Linked DNA regions of Homo sapiens: all the other regions are linked to region 1. Evidence: chromatin contacts called from ENCODE Hi-C or POLR2A ChIA-PET data. All regions are on one chromosome and are shown on one strand. The core of a region is the stretch at or near the end of the contact, and the rest is flanking DNA. Distances in the headings are between cores, read along the strand shown. Region 1 holds the start of TEX2 (testis expressed 2). Region 2 overlaps SCN4A (sodium voltage-gated channel alpha subunit 4). Region 3 holds the start of SMURF2 (SMAD specific E3 ubiquitin protein ligase 2).

What was found. Hi-C counts contacts between places; a loop is a spot of excess contacts on that map. ChIA-PET counts read pairs that join two places held with the same protein, here RNA polymerase II (POLR2A). Pooled maps may share reads with other maps.
Region 2: a loop to region 1 is called in a pooled map, with 2.6 times the contacts of the local background. The contact joins the enhancer-like site here to the promoter of TEX2 in region 1. A Hi-C loop is called at or near these places in 4 of 50 pooled maps. POLR2A ChIA-PET finds 5 or more read pairs at or near these places in 4 of 52 experiments (WTC11, activated CD4-positive, alpha-beta T cell and activated T-cell).
Region 3: a map of CD8-positive, alpha-beta T cell shows a loop between it and region 1 (6-fold over the local background). The contact joins the promoter of SMURF2 here to the promoter of TEX2 in region 1. A Hi-C loop is called at or near these places in 4 of 168 maps with a recorded cell type or tissue (CD4-positive, alpha-beta T cell, CD4-positive, alpha-beta memory T cell, CD8-positive, alpha-beta T cell and 1 more), 2 of 37 single-sample maps with no recorded cell type and 10 of 50 pooled maps.

What each region holds. Positions count from the first base shown.
Region 1 is chr17:64,261,908-64,264,607 of GRCh38, forward strand. TEX2 (testis expressed 2) reads right to left here and starts at 1,353. Exons shown (of 12, transcript NM_001288732.2): 1 at 1,261-1,353. RefSeq lists a silencer at 941-1,550.
Region 2 is chr17:63,953,276-63,955,975 of GRCh38, forward strand. The region is part of intron 13 of SCN4A (sodium voltage-gated channel alpha subunit 4); the gene reads right to left. Among named protein-coding and RNA genes, the nearest start is that of SCN4A, 18 kb to the right of the region's middle. Within about 2 kb of position 1,341, at least 8 of the 41 ENCODE cell types and tissues checked have a DNase peak (open chromatin) inside an H3K27ac peak, as active enhancers do.
Region 3 is chr17:64,660,991-64,663,690 of GRCh38, forward strand. SMURF2 (SMAD specific E3 ubiquitin protein ligase 2) reads right to left here and starts at 1,317. Exons shown (of 19, transcript NM_022739.4): 1 at 839-1,317. The coding sequence starts at 890. RefSeq lists silencers at 811-1,010, 1,061-1,460 and an enhancer at 1,611-2,169.

The DNA.
Region 1 (2,700 bases), core at 103-2,602:
TCTGTGTGACCCAGCCCTAAAACTCACAAACCTAGACTCCTCAAACTCCCCATACTCCAGAGTTCAAGGATAACCTGCCCTCCATTTTTCCTTATTGTTTTCCATATAAAAGTCACTCGTTGTTTCCCCTCCAGCTTACACCTGGCTCCTGAAATGACTCCTCTGAATCCTCTGAGAATCCTCAAAACATGTAAAAGCCTCATTCCTTTTAATGCATGTGCAGAGCGGTGATGGTGTGAAGACGCTGGCACTTCAAACGTGAACGTGGCACGAGCCCTGCCCTCAAGGAGCCCACAATTTTCCCTCAACTCTAAAAAAGGATGTCCTCCCTGGACAGTGTCTGTAAAACACAGTGACAAAGTACTTCATAGCTCTGGAGAAAGAGCGAGGGTGGAAACAGACTTTGCCCTTACATTTGACGCCCAGTAACCATAACAACCGATGGTTTAAGTAACTATCAACCCACTGAGGGGCTAAGTTTTCCAAAAATCGTTTTCAAAAGGGGAAGACTCCCCTGCACCAACTCCCATGGCAGCCGTACGCTCTAGGCAGCGTGTGGTGCAATGTGGCCAGCCGTTCCCCGCCTTCTCCGGTTCCACCGTATGGTTTCCGTGCTCAGCAGCCAGCAGCGACGGCGTCCACGGCCACACCGCCTCCCCGCAAGGCACCTGGCGCTAGGCCTCAGCCCAATGTCACTTGTTAACCTTCCGATCCCCCGGATTTCGGCACGCCGCCGCCTCCCTGCTAAAGCACACAAACCACCCCACCGCCACCCGCGTTCTCCAGGAGTTGGAGAAAAACCACCGGGGCGCATACAACCTCTGACAGATTCGAGTAAAAGTAACTGCGGTTCTCGACTTTCAAGCATTTCGCGTCGCCGGTGAGGGGGGCGGCAGGAACCCGGGGCCCCATTCATAAAATTGCAAGCCGTTTTCCTCTAGTTTGCGCGTGACGGTGCCTCCCTGCCCGGGGCCGGGGACCGCAGGCTGAGGGGACGGGGCCGGCAGCTCCTCCCGCCGGAGTCGAGCCCGAGCCATCCGGCGGGGCCCCGAAGGAAGGGATTGCCCGGGGGTGTCGCGGGTGGGCGTCCCCTTCAATACCTGAACCATGACAGCGGGGTGGGGGGCCGAGCCCCGCCACGCCAAGGGCCGCCGGACCCGACCGGTACTTTGAAGCCCGCGGGGTCGATCCGCGCCCAGCCCGGGCCTTATCCGCGGGGCGCTCCCTCCACCGCCCCCGCCTGGCCCTGAGACTGCTCACCCAAGATCCGCTGGCTGCCTCATTGTACTATGCCGGCGCCCGTGCTCCCGGCCGCGCGACTCCGGCTTCGGCTGGGGCACCGGCCGCGGTCCTGCTGCCCTGCCGCCCGCCCGCCCCCGGGCACACGCCGCCCCGCCCCGCCGGCGGACCCGCCCCGCGCCCGCGGCCGCCGCCGCCAACCAGAGGGCGCGGGGGCGGAGCAAACGGCACGCCAGGCCCAACCAATCCAGTTCTACCGCGCGCCGAGGTGAGGCCGCGGAAATGGGGGAGCGATTTGTCAGGTCTGTTAAAGGGGCCACCGCCCTTGGAGCTAGGGAGAGGAGTGGTGGGGAGGGTTACCTGGAAGAGCCCCAGGTGAGGGGGACAAAAGCTTCACTCTCCCAACGGGGCTGCACACTGTCCCCAGCTCTTTGCACTTCTTAATTTCCTCTTCCTGCAGTCTAGCAGCAACAAGTGCCCTTGAGACGAGGGCTGGGGGTTGAGGTGGGGTGACTGAGGCGCGGAGAACCAGGGGTATCCCCCTGGGCAAATTCACTCGATTTGCATTTTAGAGGGCCATCAGACGTATCTATCCCCATCCAACTGCAGACATTGATTTAAAAAGGCAAATTCCCAGTTTCCCGCATTATGTACTTCCCCCACCTGACTACCACACTACCACATCCTATCCTGAACTAACTCTGTTACTAGTTTTTTTGTTTGAGACGGAGTCTCGCTCTGTCGCCAGGCTGGAGTGCAGTGCCGTCATCTGGGCTCACTGCAACCTCCGCCTCCTGGGTTAAAGCGATTCTCCTGCCTCAGCCTTCCGAGTAGCTGGGATTACAGGCGCGTGCCACCATGCCCAGCTAATTTTTGTATTTTTAGTAGAGACGGGGTTTCACCATGTTGGCCAGGATGGTCTCGGTCTCTTGACCTCGTGATCCGCCGGACCCAGCCTCCCAAAGTACTGGGATTACAGGCGTGAGCCACCGCGCCTGGCCACGAGTTCTTAGAGCTTAGAACTTATATAGTATTAACTACTCATTTTTAGAGAGGCAATATCTGAGGCTCAGAGAGGTAAAGTGACTTCTCGAGGTAAATTCTCACTTAGAATGAGCTTCCTGGGATGGCAATGCCCATTGTGCATTTATCTTCTGCGAACCTGGGTTGGCTGGCAGAAGCACTGGCACATAGGGAGAGTTCCCCCTTCCCCCGTAGTCCTTGCCCCTCTGCACTTCCCACCCACCACAAGAAAGGACCAAGACAACAAACAGATGTGTCAGTGTGTCTCCTGCATTAGTGGGTCCCAAATGTCAGATCTTCAACGTCAGATCATCCTGGAGGGTTTTAACATGAAGATCTCTAAGTCCCACCCCAGAACCTGTAATTCAGTAAGTCTGAGATGGCCTTCGACACCCCTCCCTCCAGGTGATTCTAATGCAAGTGGTACAAGGACCACAC
Region 2 (2,700 bases), core at 91-2,590, 310 kb before region 1:
CTTGAACCCGGGAGGTGGAGGTTGCAGTGAGTCGAGATCACGCCATTGCACTCCAGCCGGGGCGACAGAGCGAGACTCCATCTCAAAACAAAACAAAACAAAAAAACAAAAAACAAACAAAAAACCCATCAATACAAGTAGAGCACACAGTAGGCACTCAACGCATGTTGGCTGTTATTATGTTTGAAATAATAGAAAGCTATACAAGGTGCTCCAGCCTGGCCAACATGGTGAAACCATGTACTAAAAATACAAAAATTAGCTGGGCGTGGTGGTGCACCTATAATCCCAGCTACTTGGGAGGCTGAGGCAGGAGAATCACTTGAACCCGGGAGGCGGAGGTTGCAGTGAGCCCAGATTGCACCCACTGCACTCCAGCCTGGGTGACAGTGCGAGACCCTGCCTTGAAGAAAAAAAAAAAAAGAAAAAGAAAAAGAAAGAAAGAAAGAAAGTTATACAAGGTGTAGGAAGAGTGTGGTGAACTCTGAGGCCAGCTCAGCATTTTATAGATGAGTAAACTGAGTCCTAGAGAGGTGGCGTGGCCTGCTCTAGGACACAGAGCATAGCCAGGACTCGAACCAGGATTCTAGTCATTGTATAACTTTAGAAGGCATCTTTCACTTAGCCTACAAGGTGAATGGCAGCCCTGAAGGTCTTTAATGTGGTCACCCTTCCTTCTACCAGTCTGCCTGGCCCTGGGCAGTGGGAGGAAGGAGAATCCTGGCTGGGGTGAGGGTCCCAGCTCCCATCAGCCAGAAGCATAGCCAGGTTCTTCCTCGGAGCCCTGGGGGAGTGAGAGGGCATGGGGAATTGGGGAGCCTGCACTTGCAGATCCGCCACCCTTGGCCGTCTCCTCGGCGGGTCTCACTCCTGGCTCTCACCAGCCTCCTCCAAGGTCTTCTCGTCATTGTCTTCACTACATTCTGTTGATTATATTCTGTTAATCATGTTAAATACTCTCTTTAAAAACTATCTGAAAACGCTCTTTGAGAGAATGTGCTAGGGGAATTTCCATGGCTCCCTTCCTCCCCGCCATGTCCCCTAGAGGCTTTTCTGCCTTTGCCCCCCACCAAAACGCATTAGTCTTTCTTCTCCCTCTCTGGGGGGAGGCATCCAGTTGCCAGAAACACATCTGAGATGGGAATTAGCTGCTCTCTGGGTCAGCAGGGTTTGCACACGGCTCCTGCCCAAGACAGAAATAGCTGCCCCAGGCATGGGGGAAGGGAGGAGGGGAGGGGGCCGACATCAATTTCCCTGGGGGTTCTGTGCTTTGGGTTACCTAGTCACTTCCTCTTCTTCTTCACAGTTACCCGCAGGAAGTGACCAAGTGCCATAGGTGCAGGGGATGCGGGTCCTCACACTCTCTGGCAGGGTGCCCTGGTGGCCTCTGGCAGACACCTGCTTCTCTGAAGCCTGGGGAGGTGGTGGGAGGGGACAGTGCCCAAGGAGCTGACAGTGCCACCTCCCTGGGCCGTTCCACTCCCTCTGAGCAAACTGGGAGAGCCACAGAGCTGGGCTGGGAAAGGATGTCAGTGGTGTGTTCGTGTGTGCATGTCTGTGTGATAGGGGTGACAGGCACACAGAAGCAGGGCCTGTACTGGTTCCAGACTCTGCAGCCAGATTGCAGGGGCTCCCGTCCCACACACGGGACAGACTCACCTCCCTGAGCCCCTGTTTCCTCATCTATAAAACATGAACCAGCGCGCCCCTCACAGGTGGGCGTGAGGATGAGGTGAAATGAATACATGTGAAGCACCCAGAATGCTGGGTAAATGCTAAATAAATGTCAGCTGTCACCATGCTTCTGCTGATGCTGACGTTATCATTATTACGATACTGTTGTCATTGATGTTATCGTTACTGGAGTTACATGGACCCAGTTCCAGCACCAGCTCTGTTTCTCACTAGTTGTGTGGTTCTGGGCAGTGCCTCCTCGAGAGTGTGGAAATAACATTACCTGTCTCATGGGGTGGCTGAGAGAATTAGGGGCAATGCCAGTAACTCCCTTTGGCAGGGACTGACATACAGTAGGCCCCCCACTGCCAATACAGGAGCATCGCCCTGGTGGCGGGAACCTAAACCAGCACTGCCCTGCCGCACGCCTGCAACACCTGTACTCCCAGCCACGTGGCCAGGCACTTTGGTAAGCACTTGTAAGCGCATGCGTAACATAATCCTTGCAACCACCCAGTGAAAGAGTCATCCCCATTTTCATCCCCGTTTTCCAGATGGGAAAACTGAGGCCCAAAGGGTTAAATAACGGGCTCGAGGTTTCCCAGTCAGTGAGTGGCAAAGTGGGGATTTAAAACGTTTCTGAGTTTCCACACATAGAAACAGCAACTCCCTGAAGACTCAGTCACCCCCAAGTCCTTAGACTTACATCAACAAACTCCTACTCAGGGTCTGCTCTCCCCATCCCCAATCCTGCCCCAAAGTTGGGCCCGGGCACCTTCCCTCTCTCTCCCCACTCCCTAAGACCCTCCTTTCAGGGACAGGAGGCCTGGGTTCTCCTCTGTAGCTGCAGCATAGTCTTCTTCTGCAGCTGAGGTGACACCCCCTTCCCTCTCTTGGTGCTGCCCCCAGCCAGAGATCAGCAATATCTGAGAAGCTCTGTCGCTGCAGCTCAGGGATTCCATAGGCCTTTGGGGAACATGGGGACAGGCGTCTTCCCAGTCCCTGTTGCCCAGGGCAGCACCAGCC
Region 3 (2,700 bases), core at 67-2,566, 400 kb after region 1:
CCATTTCGAAAAAGGAATGGGGAGGGTGGGGAGAGTAACAGAAAGTTTGCTCGAAAGTTTGTATGAGCACATACTTAGCAATGCACCCCCCCCAAAAAAGTGTGTTTTTAAAGCAGGTCTGGCGTTAGAAGTTAGACACAAGTTCTGCGGCCTAAAAGGAACAACCCCAAACATGCCACCCTACAATCAGACACTTCCAAAACACAGTGTACAATGAGCCCAAGCCGTCGGATCAGACAGGCACACCGGAAAAGTCAACCTGTCTCCTCACCTCAGAGACATGAGTTTAAGGTGTGTGGCCCGGGCAGCGGTGGCCGGCGGCGGGGAGTAAAGGTTTTTCATGCGGGCATAACTGGGTGTGTGCAAGGTAACAACCCGGGAACACACACGCACACCCTCCCGTTAAGCGCTCCATCTTTAAGGAGTGTTTACTGCGCGCAGTCAGCAACCGGATTCAATAATCCTCGCCACGGGAGCTCTTCATCCCCTTCACGATCTCACCTGGGCGGTAGCCCAGGGGCTGTTCCCCGAGCCCCGGGAGGCAGCGTCTGGCTCCTTGACCAAGACTTTCCGACCTGAAATCCGCCTGCGATGCGAACCGGTGTATTCTCCCCTCCACAAAACACCACCCCCCGCCCCGAGTCATCCTCGGCTTTTTAAACAATGTCCAAACCAGAGCAAGTGGTTTTCCAATTACTCTCCCTGAACTAGGCCTTCCCATTCCTCCGACCCCCAACTCATCATTGATCGCGACCCTGGCCCTTCCCAAGGCCACAGGCACCCCCCGCCAGCTCGCCCACCCCGCGGCTGCCCAGCCCGGCCCGCCGCCCCCCCTCACCTGTCAGGCGCAGCTTGACGGGCCCGTTCCTCCGGCCTCCGGGGTTAGACATGTCCCCGGCGGCGGGGGCGGCGGGGGCGGCGGGCGGCACGGGGGCGACGGCGAGGCGCGGCGGAGTCACCACAGCGGCCGGGGCTGGGGCCCGAGCAGCCGGCGCCTCGGCCGCCACGGCCGGAGGGTCCCGGATGTGCCGAGAGTCGTCGCCATGAGCCGCGGAGGGAGCGGGACGCCGAGCTCCCCCCTCCTCCCACTTCTCCTTCCTCGGCCCGGGCCGCACAACAAAGCGGCAGCCGCGGCCGCCCGCGCCGCCTCCGCCCGCGCCCCCGCCGCCTCCTCGCGGCCGCCGAGGCCTTTCCCTCCTCTCGTCTCGGCGAGGCCCAGTAGCCGACGGGGCTGGTCGGCTGAAGCGGGCGGTGCTCGGGGGCGCCGGAGCAGAACTCTGGGCTCGGCCGCTTCCTCCTCCACCCGCCCTCTTGTCTGAGGGACCCGGGACCTGGGGCCGCCGCCGCCACTCGTCGGCTCCGGGGGGCGGGGAGGAGACGGGAGGCGGGGCCGGCGGGGCGGGGCGGGGCCGGGGCGGGGCCGGCGGGCGCGCGCAGGGTGCCCTGGCGGGCACCGGCAGTCAGGGAGGGTGTGAGCTGCCGCCGAGGGTCCCACGCGGAACGCTGGGAGGGAGCAGGCAGGGAGCAAAGCGGCGGCGGGCGCGGCAGCTCTGTGGCACCTGGAGGGGTTTACTGTCCGGGCCACTTAAGGGAGAACTTTTGTCCAAGCAGGGCCAACTGCATTTTATTAGACGCCCACTGCGTGCAGGGCGCTCCGAGAGGCTGGGGCGAGGAAGGTTAGAACCGAGTCCGCTGCCTGCCGGGAACTTGGCGTCTTTCGGGCGAGGGAAGAGAAAGCATTCCCACGCCGATGGTTCCAGCAAAACCCCAGGAATGCTCTGCTCCTGGTCTTGTAGTTGACACCTCCATCCGGGACTCACCTGGTGGAGGAGATCAGGTTACCTGCCGACTCCCGCTCTTTTCAGGTGCAGCCAAGGATGGGGAGATGATACGTCTTAAAGGATTAACAAGATAAACCTTGGAGAGTAATGTATGAAGAGTTGTTCATACGCTACTGTATTTCGTTATCTCAGGAGGAGAAAGAGAAAAGTTTTTAAAAAATGTGTACCTTATCCTTTGACATTGTAACTGTACTGCTAGAAATTTATTTTTTATTTTTTTGTTTTTAGACAGGGTCTCCCTCTGTCGCCCAGGCTGGAGTGCAGTGGTGCGAACACGGCTCACTGCAGTCTCAACTTCCGGGGCTCAGGTGATCCTCCCACCTGAGCCTCTGGAGTAGCTGAGACCACAGTGTGCACCACTACGCCCCACTAATTTTTGTATTTTTAGTAGAGACATGTTTAGTAGAGACGTTTAGGTTTTCCCATGTTGCCCAGGCTGGTCACGAACTCCTGACCTCAAGCGATCAGCCCGCCTCGGCCTCCCAAAGTGCTGGGATTACAGACCTGAGCCACCGCACCGGCCCTATTCTTGACAAATAATCGTACAGAAGATGTTCTTTGCTATATTCCATTAATAACAAAAGGGGAATGAGGGAATAGCATAATAGTCCAGGAACCGCATGGTTTTTTATGCAGCCATGTAACTATTTTTATGAAGATCATATAATATGGAAGAATGTATATGTAATGCAAAGTTTAAAAACAGAATAGAAGTTGTATGCATATACATGCGAAAGTATCTAGCACAATGTAAACTACTAAGGACAATAGCGTGGGGGATTTTTTATGTGATTCGTTAGTTTTGCTTTAGGCTATTATAACATTAATGCAATTTTAAATGTTTTGGATTAATATATTT